2 separate regions of the Homo sapiens genome follow, and region 2 is linked to region 1. A link is a loop called in an ENCODE intact Hi-C map of the cell type or tissue named here. Cell type or tissue: heart right ventricle. All regions are shown on one strand. Links, peaks and the distances in the headings refer to the core of each region. The heading gives the core; the rest is flanking DNA.

The links. Peaks named below come from ENCODE experiments on the same cell type or tissue, not always from the same donor. Only the 100,000 strongest peaks of a DNase experiment are listed, where the experiment ranks them.
Region 2: it touches region 1 in a loop (2.3-fold over the local background); 24 of 110 quality-filtered maps call a loop at or near these places.

What each region holds. Positions count from the first base shown.
Region 1 is chr7:140,592,366-140,597,737 of GRCh38, forward strand. The region is part of intron 3 of DENND2A (DENN domain containing 2A); the gene reads right to left. Among named protein-coding and RNA genes, the nearest start is that of DENND2A, 46 kb to the right of the region's middle. RefSeq lists enhancers at 1,526-2,026, 1,964-2,258. In heart right ventricle, for the core only: no CTCF peak of the experiment used is centred there; a DNase peak (open chromatin) is centred at 2,119; H3K27ac peaks cover 3,230 bases.
Region 2 is chr7:140,643,983-140,649,354 of GRCh38, forward strand. It overlaps LOC105375535 (a long non-coding RNA gene), which reads left to right. Exons shown (of 6, transcript XR_928047.3): 2 at 3,739-3,889. It also overlaps the pseudogene RN7SL771P. Among named protein-coding and RNA genes, the nearest start is that of DENND2A, 5.9 kb to the left of the region's middle. RefSeq lists a silencer at 3,151-3,326. In heart right ventricle, for the core only: CTCF peaks have their summits at 1,349 (motif pointing right) and 3,264; no DNase peak of the experiment used is centred there; H3K27ac peaks cover 447 bases.

The sequences.
Region 1 (5,372 bases), core at 187-5,186:
CCAGCTATTTTTTAAAATTTTATTTTTAGTAGAGACTGGGTTTCACCGTGTTAGCCAGGATGGTTTTGATCTCCTGACGTTGTGATCTGCCCACCTCAGCCTCCCAAAGTGCTGGGATTACAGGTGAGAGCCACCACGCCCAGCTAATTTTTCGTTTTTAGTAGAGACAGGGTTTTGCCATGTTGGGCAAGCTGGTCTTGAACTCCTGACCTCAGGTGATCCGTGCCCTGCCCTTTTTTTTTTTCTTTTTTTGAGACAGAGTCTGGCTCTGTCGCCCAGGCCGGAAGGCAGTGGGGCGATCTCAGCTCACTGCAACCTCCGCCTCCAGGGTTCAAGCAATTCTCCTGCCTCAGCCTCCTGTGTAGCTGGGATTACAGGCACCTGCCACCATGCCTGGCTAATTTTTGTATTTTTTGTAGAGATAGGGGGGTTTCACCATGTTGGCCAGGCTGGTCTTGAACTCCTGGGCTCAAGCGACCCACCCACCTCAGCCCCCCAAAGTGCTGGGATTACAGGTGTGAGCCACCATGCCCGGACCACCTAGCATTATTTCTACAGCCTACATAAATGTCAGGGACATCAGTCCTCCCCTTCTGAGGTTTAGGTAGGTGATTAGGCTCCCTGAAGAGGAGAAATGTGATCACACCAATCCTTCAACTGCTAACCTAATTCTGTTCTCTACAAATATTTTTTTTAACTTGAAAGTTTTAGTACCTTCATTTACACATTAACTTTGAGAGAAAGGAAACTGTGAAAGGTTAATGAACGATAACCACATCCAAACAGGCTTCTCTCTAATTTAAACATTTTCAACATTCATTCCACATCCCGCCTGCAAGTTTAATAAGTAAACATGCGAGTCACATTGTGCTCAAAGTGGGTGATACAAAGGCGAGAGGTCCCTGCCTTTGGGGAGCCCACAGCCTGGGGAAGAGGTGTAACCTCCACTCAGCCTCACTTTACTTCCCAGGTCCTCAAATGATCGTTTGATATTTGGTGCTTCTGAGTTTCAGAGATGCTAGAATGAGCTGGTTGTTCCAAAGAACTTTGCTGAAGGGCGTTATAACCTATGTAATAGCCAAATTTCAACAACCAATGCCAAACACTGTGATTCTGAGTCGTATTTTGAATGTTCTTCATGACTTCTCCATATTTTTGTAAATGAAATGCTAACTTAGAGCTCCTCCCATTTGGACAATGCGGAAGAATCTCAAAGCTGAACTCGTAATCCTATTGCCTCTCTGATGAGAACCAACTCCTTGCCCAGTGTTGCCATCCAAAGGTTTAGGTCTGAAACCTGGAAATCAGACTCCTAGCCTCCCTCCCACTTACTGCCTACGTCTAACTAGTTAACCCAAGTTTTACCTCCAAAGCATCTCTTGAACCCACCCACTTCTCTCAGTCCCCGAGGCAGCTACACCACAGGGTAACCACAAGACCTCACTGTTTCTCCCCATCGCCTCACCGCACCTGCCCATTGGTGCCCACCCAGTCTCCAGGCTGCTGACAGGATGGTCTCTTAAACAAGCAAATCTTTTTTTTTTTTTTCTTTTTTCTGAGATGGAGTTTCACTCTTGTTGCCCAGGCTGGGGTTAAATGCTGTGATCTAGGCTTACTGCAACCTCTGCCTCCTGGATTCAGGCGATTCTCCTGCCTCAGCCTCCCAAGTAGCTGGGATTACAGGCACCCACCATCCATGCCTGACTAATTTTTTGTATATTTACCCGAAACGAGGTTTCACCATGTAGGCCAGGCTGGTCTCGAACTCCTGGCCACAGGTGATCCACCCCCTTCAGACTCCCAAAATGTTGGGATTACAAGCGTGAGCCACCGTGCCCGGCCTTAAACATGCAAATCTGATTATCTCTCTCCCCTTCTTAAAAATGTTCCTTTTTTCCATTGCCCTTAGGTAATAGGCCCAAATCCACACCTTGTGTATAGGTCCAGAAGACCTTCAGGCCTCACCCCAGACCCTTCCTGGCCCTCAGGCCACACTCCTGCCTTGCAGTTCCTCTGACATGATGCAGTCTTTCCTGTCTCAGGGCTTTCACCTATTAGTTCACTCAAACTGAACGTCCACTCCCCACCCTCCCGCTGGCCCGAGCGTCACTTCCTCTTGATCCCATCTGTTTCCCTGATAGGCTACACATCCCTGCTGAATGTTCCCATGGCACCAGGATTCCTCACAGCACTGACAGGAGTTATGATCACGACACCAGCTGTGTCCTTCCAACTATTACTGGTCTGCAAATCCCGTGAGGACAGAGTCTCCGTCTATCTCGCTCATTATTACATTCCTATGTCTAACACTCGATAGGTGCGTGGTAAATATTTGTTGGTTGAATAAGTGAATGAGTATTTTATTTTATTATTTATTTATTTTCGCTCTGTCGCCAGGCTGGAGTGCAATGGCGCATCTCAGCTCACTGCAACCTCTGCCTTCCGGTTCAAGCGATTCTCCTGCCTCAGCCTCTCAAGTAGCTGGGACTACAAGTGCGTGCCACCATGCCCAGCTAAATTTTGTATTTTTAGTAGAGATGGGGTTGCACCATGTTGGCCAGGAAGGTCTCGATCTCTTGACCTTGTCATCCGCCTGCCTCAGCCTCCCAAAGTGCTGGGATTACAGGCGTGAGCCACCTTGCTGGACCATTTTGTTTTTTGAGATGGAGTCTTGCTCTGTGCCCAGGCTAGAATGCAGTGGCAGGATTTCGGCTCATTGCAACCTCCACTTCCTGGATTCATGTGATTCTCCTGCCTCAGCCTCCCGAGGAGCTGGAATTGCAGGTGTGTGCCACCATGCCTGGCTAATTTTTGTGTTTTTAGTAGAGACAGAGTTTCCCCATGTTAGCCAGGCTGGTCTCAAACTCCTGACCTCAAGTGATCTGCCCACCTCGGCCTCCCAAAGTCCTGGGATTACAGGCATGAGCCACCATGCCTGGCCCCGTGAATGAATATTTTAAAAGCTGGTTTTAAGTGCTACATTTACTGTTTATAATTTATCCCTACTTCAAGATTTAAAAAAAAAAAGCAGCTGTATTATTGAGTTAATTTTTAGTAAATTGTTTTGAATCCATTTCCCCCAGGATTATTTTCCTCTATGGATTAAAAAAGCTTGGCTACAGGCCAGGTGTGGTGGCTCACGCCTATAATCCTAGCACTTTGGTAGGCTGAGGCAGGCAGATGGCTTGAGTCCAGGAGTTCAAGACCAGCCTGGGCAACATAGCAAAACCCTGCCTCTACAAAAAATACAAAAATTAGCTGGGTGTGGTGGCATGTGCCTGTGGTCGCAACTACTCCGGAGGCGGAGGCAGGAGAATCACTTGGCCCAGGAGGCGGAGGTTGCAGTGAGTTGAGATTGCACCACTGCACTCCGGCCTGGGAGACAGAGCAAGACCCTGTTTAAAAAAAAAAAAAGCTTGGCTAGCCTGGCACCTAGCGACCATTTAAAACATCATCCAGCTGGGTTAGAAATCAAGGATGCCACGCGCTGACTTCCATCCTCCTCCTCCAGCTGCCAGAGTCTTTCTGCCTGTCTCTCCTGAGTGGCCACGGCAGCTCTTCCCCATGGCTCGCCATACTCAGGAAGGGCTTTCCTACCACCAGGTGCTCAGGGCAGGCGGCTAGGCAGGAGGAGACTTCCGTTAGCTCTCAGCTTGCATTCTGTTATCGGGTAACTCCTCCACCGTGTACTAGGATCACTCACAGGGTTTCTGCTTTTCTCTATCCTGGATCTAAACCCTAAATGTCAGAAGGAAAAACTATTTCTGTCCCTCATTGTGGCTAATATCCAACGATTTCCACCTTTCAATGAGAAATGACATGAAAATCACTCTTGTAATGGACAACAGCAACCTTGGAAGAGCAAGCACCGTCTCTCTGTTTTCCAATGCAGCTTCTATTGAAATAAATGGCTTTACTAAATCAAGTTTCTCAGAAGCTTCCAGAGTAGCTTTTGCTCTAAACATCAACTTAATCAAACAATGCGCTCCTTTGAAGACTTGAAACATTCAGTTTTTAGACGTGGTAATTCCGAGTTGTCTCAGGGATGCCTTGCTGACTGAGATGGACCACAGCTTGGCTGGTAAGTTAATTTTAACTGTTAAACCTGTGAGAGCCGAGGGTTGCTGCCCAGCCAGAGAGCTGTGGGGATCCGTATCAGTCCCATAGAAGATGGAAATTATGGAATCAATAACAGCACAGTGTGATCTGGCAGCCATATAATGACTGAGGTTTCACGTCCTCAAGAAGTTCTGAAAGTCTTACACTAAAGCTCCAAGGAAAGGCCAAATCTATATGATGCCAAAATAATCAGCTGAAAAGTTGAAATTTTGGTCATTGCAGTTATTTGGTTTCATAAAGATCTACAAGCTGTCACATGACCAGGTTAAACTAAAATTTAAAAATCTGAATTCCAGTTAAGACATTTTGAGTATGTAGATACATGTGAATTCAGGATGGTGCTCACACTTAAAGAGTAGTAACTTTTCTTGTTAAATGTCGGCCTTAAGGCATTCTTGCCAGAGCTATTAAGTGTATGCCATAAAACACATATAACCAAGTTAATGTTGTTGTAGGAACCTTATCTTTGGAATTTCCTGACATTTGAGGGTTTCTCATTTTCCATTTTAGGATTGAAGGCCTAAGTCCTTGCATTTAATTTCCTGGGGCTTTAAAGAAATGAAGAAAGAAAAGAGAAGACAGCAAATAGAGAGGGAGAGAGAAAAGGAGGGAAAAGGAAGGAAAGAGAAGAGGAGAAAAGAAAAAAGAAGAGAGAGAAACAGGAAGAGAAAAAGAAAAATACGCTTTCTTAAACCGAGGATCTGAATCCGCTGGTTTTGCTCTTAAGGAGGTGAAATAATTGGCCTATGAAAATAAGCTGAATACATTCTCTAAGGCACACACAGCCTGGCCATGAAATTTGAAACCCTCATAACCTCTAAATCCTTAATCATTTCTTTCTTCAACCTTGGTTTGGCTTTCCTCCCTCAAAGAGGGTGGTGCGTCTGCCAAATTCGTGGTACAGTCCTTTTTGTTTTTAAGAGATAGGACCACAATAAAGAGCATACTTTATTTTTTTAAGAGTAGAAAGTGAATATCTTGCCCTAATCACCTCCATTGTACTATTTTAAACAAAATGAAAAACCCAAAGTCAAAATTGTTAAAACACAGCTGATGAAACCATATTCAAACTGGCCAAGAAAAATTTCATCTTTGGACTGAAATAAGTAACTTTAGCTGTTTATAAAGAAAACACTGGAAGACTGAAAAGCGCAGATGATAGTTAAGAGAGAAAAGATAATGGGAATAACTGTTCCCCAGGTTGACTCGCCTGCCCAGTGATGACACAGATGAAGGATTCCAGTTTCCCAGAA
Region 2 (5,372 bases), core at 318-5,317, 52 kb after region 1:
AGACAGAGTCTTGCTCTGTCGCCCAGGCTGGAGTGCAGTGGTGCAATCTCGGCTCACCACAACCTCCGCCTCCTGGGTTCAAGTGATTCTCCTGCCTCAGCCTCCCAAGTAGCTGGTATTACAGGCATGCGCCACCACACCCGGCTAATTTTTGTATTTTTAGTAGAGATGGGGTTTCGCCATGTTGACCAGGCTGGTCTCAAACTCCCGACCTCAGGTGATCCCCTCACCTTGGCCTCCCAAAGTGCTGGGATTACAAGCATGAGCCACCGTGCCCAGTCTTTTTTATTTTATTTTAACATTTATTTCAATTAATTTATATTGAGACAAGGTCTTGCTATGTTGCCTAGGCTGGCCTTGAACTCCCCACCTCAGCCTCCTGAATAGTAACCCTGTTTCTTCCACACAGAGCAGCCCTGGAACACTGCAGTACATTTCTTCCTTCCTCTCCCTCCTTTTCCTCCAGCGTCCTGCTGAGGAGCGCAGGCCTTGATTGGAGGGGCACATTCAGCTCTGCAGCAGGTTGCTCAGCCTTGAAATCCCAGCTTTTTAAACCCTTCATCTGTAGGGTGGAAATGGCAATGGCTGCGGCCTCCTAAGAGCGCTGTTTTGAGGGTTTGGTATGGTGCCTGGCCCATGGGAGGACTCACGGGTACTCTCCTGTTGGTTATTATTTTCCTAATCTCCTTTTTTTTTTTCCCCATGAACACAGAGTGTCAAGGTTGAAGAATGGGAGGCAGGCAGTTTTTCTTCTCCTACATCAGCGCTCAACTCCCCCTTCCTCCCCACCCCTTTTAGGTCCAGGATCGTCTACCAGCACGCACAGGCAACAGAGCTGGCTTTATCTCAGCCATAAGCCAAGGGAGTAATGCATTCAATGGGCCTGCGGCTCTGTCTCTTGCTCCGACACTGGATGGAACAGACTCTCTCTTCCAGGCTCTGACTGCCTTCCAATAAAAATTAAAATAAAGAAACCAGGCCGGACGCGGTGGCTTATGGCTGTGATCCCAGCACACTGGAAGGCCGAGGCGGGCGGATCACCTGAGGTCATGAGTTCGAGACCAGCCTGGCCAACGTGGTGAAACCCTGTCTCTACTAACAATACAAAAATTAGCCAGGCATGGTGGCAGGTGCCTGTAATCCCAGCTAGTCGGGAGGCTGAGGCAGGAGAATCACTTGAACCTGGGAGGGCAGGCAGGTGGTGATGAGACAGAAGAAAGATCCTGCCAGCCAAGAGGCCAAGAAGGAATGGATCCCAGTGACCCAAGCAGGGGAGCCAGATCTCAAGGGGATGGTTTGAGTCAGGGATGCCCCAAGGAACTGCACTGCCTGTTCCTTCCAGAGGGGGGAGCCACAGTGAGGACATGGATTGGTTCTTGATCCAGAACTCTCCCTCCAGAGGAGCTGGCCCTGGGCAGAGCCGATGCTCACAGGCTTCATGGGGTAACAAAAAGAACATGGGTTGAGCCAGACAGGTCTGGGTCTGTGGGACCTCAGATAAAGCACATAACCCGTTGGGGCTTGGTTTTCCCATCCATGAAATGGCAGGAATGATGCTTCGTTGTTCAGAGTTGCAGGGCGGACCTAATGCCATGACTGGTCAAAGTGCCTGGGACAAAAATGATGCTCTGTCAACATTTACATCCAAAAGGAATCTCAGTGGAAATGAAAACATTTGAGAGAGTGTCCGAAGGCTCTTTCTCAGGCTCTGTCCCCTGCCTTGATGGGTGGGGCTAGCCTTGTCATATCCCTCGGTACTTCCCATTTCCCGTGGTTTCTTCTTTTTTTCTTTTGAGACGGAGCCTTGCTCTTGTTGCCCAGGCTGGAGTGCAATGATGTGATCTTGGCTCACTGCATAGGTGCATAGGTGAAAGGTATACACATGGGAGGCTGGGGCAGGAGGATCACTTGAGCTTGGGAGTCCTGGGTTGTGGTGCACTTTGCCAATCCAGTGTCTGCACTAAGTTCAGCATCAATATGGTGACCTCCTGGGAGCAAGGGACCACCAGGTTGCCTAAAGAGGGGTTAATCAGCCCAGGTCAGAAATGGAACAGGTCAAAACTCCTGTGCTAATCTGTAGTGGGATCGTACCTGTGAATAGCCACTGCACTCTAGCCTGGGCAACATAGTCAGAATCCATCTGTAGGAAAAAAACTGGAAATAATTAGCCTGGGTTCAGTGGTTCATGCTTGTAATCTCAATCTCAGCACTTTGGGAGACTGAGGCAGGTGAATCACTTGAGCCCAGAAGTTCGAGACCAGCCTGGCAACATGGTGAAACCCTGTCTCTACTGAAAATACCAAAAAATTAGCCAGGCGTGGTGGCGCACGCCTATAATCTCAGCTACTCAGGAGGCTGAGGCACGCGAATCACTTGAACATGGGAGGCAGAGGTTGCAGTGAGCAGAGATTGTGCCACTGCACTCTGGCCTGTGTGACAGAGCAAGACCTTGTCTCAAAAAAAAAAAAAATAAAAACCATAATCATTAAATTATATTTAAAAAGAAAAGAAAAAAGCTATACACACAGTAGATGATTGATGGACAAGAGGTTTATTGATTGATTGATCATCTGGAGAGCTGGTGTGGGGAGAAGAATCACATGTCTGTGCTTAGACAAGTTTGGATGAGGTAGAGCAAGGAAGGAACTTCTCTTAAGGGCAGGGAAAAGTCTACAGCCTCACCCTGACACAGCCTTGGCCAAGCCTCCCCTACATCCCTCCCATCCATAGACCAAAGCCCTGCAGGCTCAGAGCCCACCGAGCCATCTTAGAGAGGCTCTAAGTCAGGGCTTACAGATGTCAGGGCTCCCCTTCTAGTCTCTTGCTGGCACCTGATGCCTTTCCTCCACAGAAGGCCACCTCCCCCCTGCCTCTCTCATTCCATCTCTAACTCCATCCTCAGCCCATTCTCCCACCTAGACACAGCTGGGTGCCAGTTCCTTGCAGGCCCTCCTGGCTGCCTCTCTCTGAGGAAACAAAACCAAGCCAAGCATCCCACCCAAACCTCAAAACCAGGCTTGGTTTGTTATTGGTCCCAATCAGATGCAATCCAGGAGGTGTGGGATAGGAGTGGGAGGGGTAGAGGGGGAGCAGAGGCCACCCAGGAGTGTGCAGAGCCCAGACTGAAGCCCTAAGGCTCTTTCATCCTCCCTGGCTGCGAAGGGCTGGTCTTTGGCAGAGATGCCTCTGTGCCCTCTGTCTTCCGGGGACGCTCTCACACCTACCGCTTTGGCTGGGACTATAAGATGGGCAGCTGTTGAGGCCCACTAGGGGTGCTGTGGGGCAGATGGTCTTTGTTTATTACCATGGATGGCTGACCTTTGCTGGCTTACCACGGGGAATCCGGGAGAATCTCTGCATTGGCAGACAGCATCTCAACATATCATTTTGAGATAAGAATCATTTCTGTTTGATTTCATGACCCTAATTTATTTTGGACTGTCTTTTTTTCACACAAAGAATTAAAGTGTCTGTAACTTCATAAAGACTGGCGTGTTTATGACAAAAAGCAAAGAATAAAGGTGTGAACTTTCCAGGTCATTCATCACTAGGCAAAGTCTCAAATATGAAGCCTGCCACACCAAGTACCCTCTACACTTACATTCTTTCTGTTCCTTTTGGACGATGTATTTGAACAGTAAAAAAAAGGAACAAGAATGTGGTGATTTGGATACTTTTTAGAGGCATGGCTTTCTGTGTTTAAGCTGTTGTAGCTCTTTGTGGTCACTGTGATTTCAGAATACAGGACAGTCAGGCCAGTGAATCCAACTCTTCTGTGTGGACTTCTGTGCACAGGATGAAAGGCACCTACCTCTTGCTTCTGAGAGACTTCCCTGCCTACTTTCTGGCCCAACGAGGCAATCTCTTCAGAGTCAGGAGAAGGAGTGAGGTAATACGCTTCATTAAAGATTTTTTTTTTTTTTTTTTTTTTTTTTCTGAAACAGAGTCTCACTCTCTCACCGGGCTGGAGTGCAGTGGCGTGATCTCGGCTCACTACAACCTCCGACTCCCTGGTTCAAGGGATTCTCCTGCCTCAGCCTCCTGAGTAGCTGGGATTACAGGCACGCACCACCATGCCTGGCTAATTTTTGTATTTTTAGTAGAGACAGGGTTTCACCATGTTGGCCAGGATGGTCTTGATCTGACCTCATGATCTGCCTGCCTCAGCCTCCCAAAGTGCTGGGATTACAGGTATGAGCCACTGCGCCCAGCCCTCATTAAAGATTTTAATCATGCTGGACACAGTGGCTCATGCCTGTAATCCCAGCACTTTAGGAGGCCAAGGCAGCATGATCACTTGAGGCTGGGGGTTCAAGACCAGCATGGGTAACATAGTGAGACCCCCATTTCTACAAAAAATAAAAAATTAGCTGGGTGTGGTGGCACACACCAGGGAGGTTGAGGCTACAGTGAGCCGTGATCTCACCACTGCACTCTAGCCGGGGCAACAGAACAGGACCCTGTCTTACCTGTCTCAAAAAACAAACAAAAACAAGAAGAAGAAAAAATATATTTTATTTTATTATTATTTTTTTGAGACAAAGTCTCACTCTGTCACCCAGGCTGGAGTGCAATGGCGTGATCTCGGCTCACTGCAACCTCTGCCTTCCAGGTTCAAGCAATTCTCCTGCCTCAGCCTCCCTAGTAGCTGGGATTACAGGTGCCTACCACTGCGCCCAGCTAATTTTTGTATTTTTAGTAGAGACGAGGTTTCACCATGTTGGCCAGGCTGGTCTTGATCTCCTGACCTCAGGTGATCTGCCTGCCTTGGCCTACCAAAGTGCTGGGATTACAGGTGTCAGCCACCGCGCCCAGCCAAAAGAAGAATATGTGTATGTATATATATATATATATATATATATATATTTTTTTTTTTTTTTTTTTTTTTTTGAGACGGAGTTTCACTCTTGGCATGCCCAGGCTGGAGTGCAATGGCGTGATCTCAGCTCACTGCAACCTCCGCCTCCTGGGTTCAAGAGCGTATCCTGCTTCACCCTTCCGAGTAGCTGGGATTACAGGCATGCGCCACCACATCTGGCTAATTTTGTATTTTTAGTAGAGACGAGGTTTCTCCATGTGGTCAGGCTCATCTGGAACTCCCGACCTCAGGTGATCTGCCTGCCTCAGCCTCCCAAAGTGCCGGGATTACAGGCATGAGCCACTACATCCTGAGATGTAGTCTCTGTTGCCCACGCTGGAGTGCAGTGGTGTGATCTTGGCTCACTGCAACCTCCGCCTCCCAGGTTCAAGCGATTCTCCTGCCTCAGCCTCCCGAGTAGCTGGGACTACAAGCATGCGCCACCATGCCCAACTAATTTTTGTATTTTTAGTAGAGACGGGGTTTCGCCATGTTAGCCAGGATGGTCTCGATT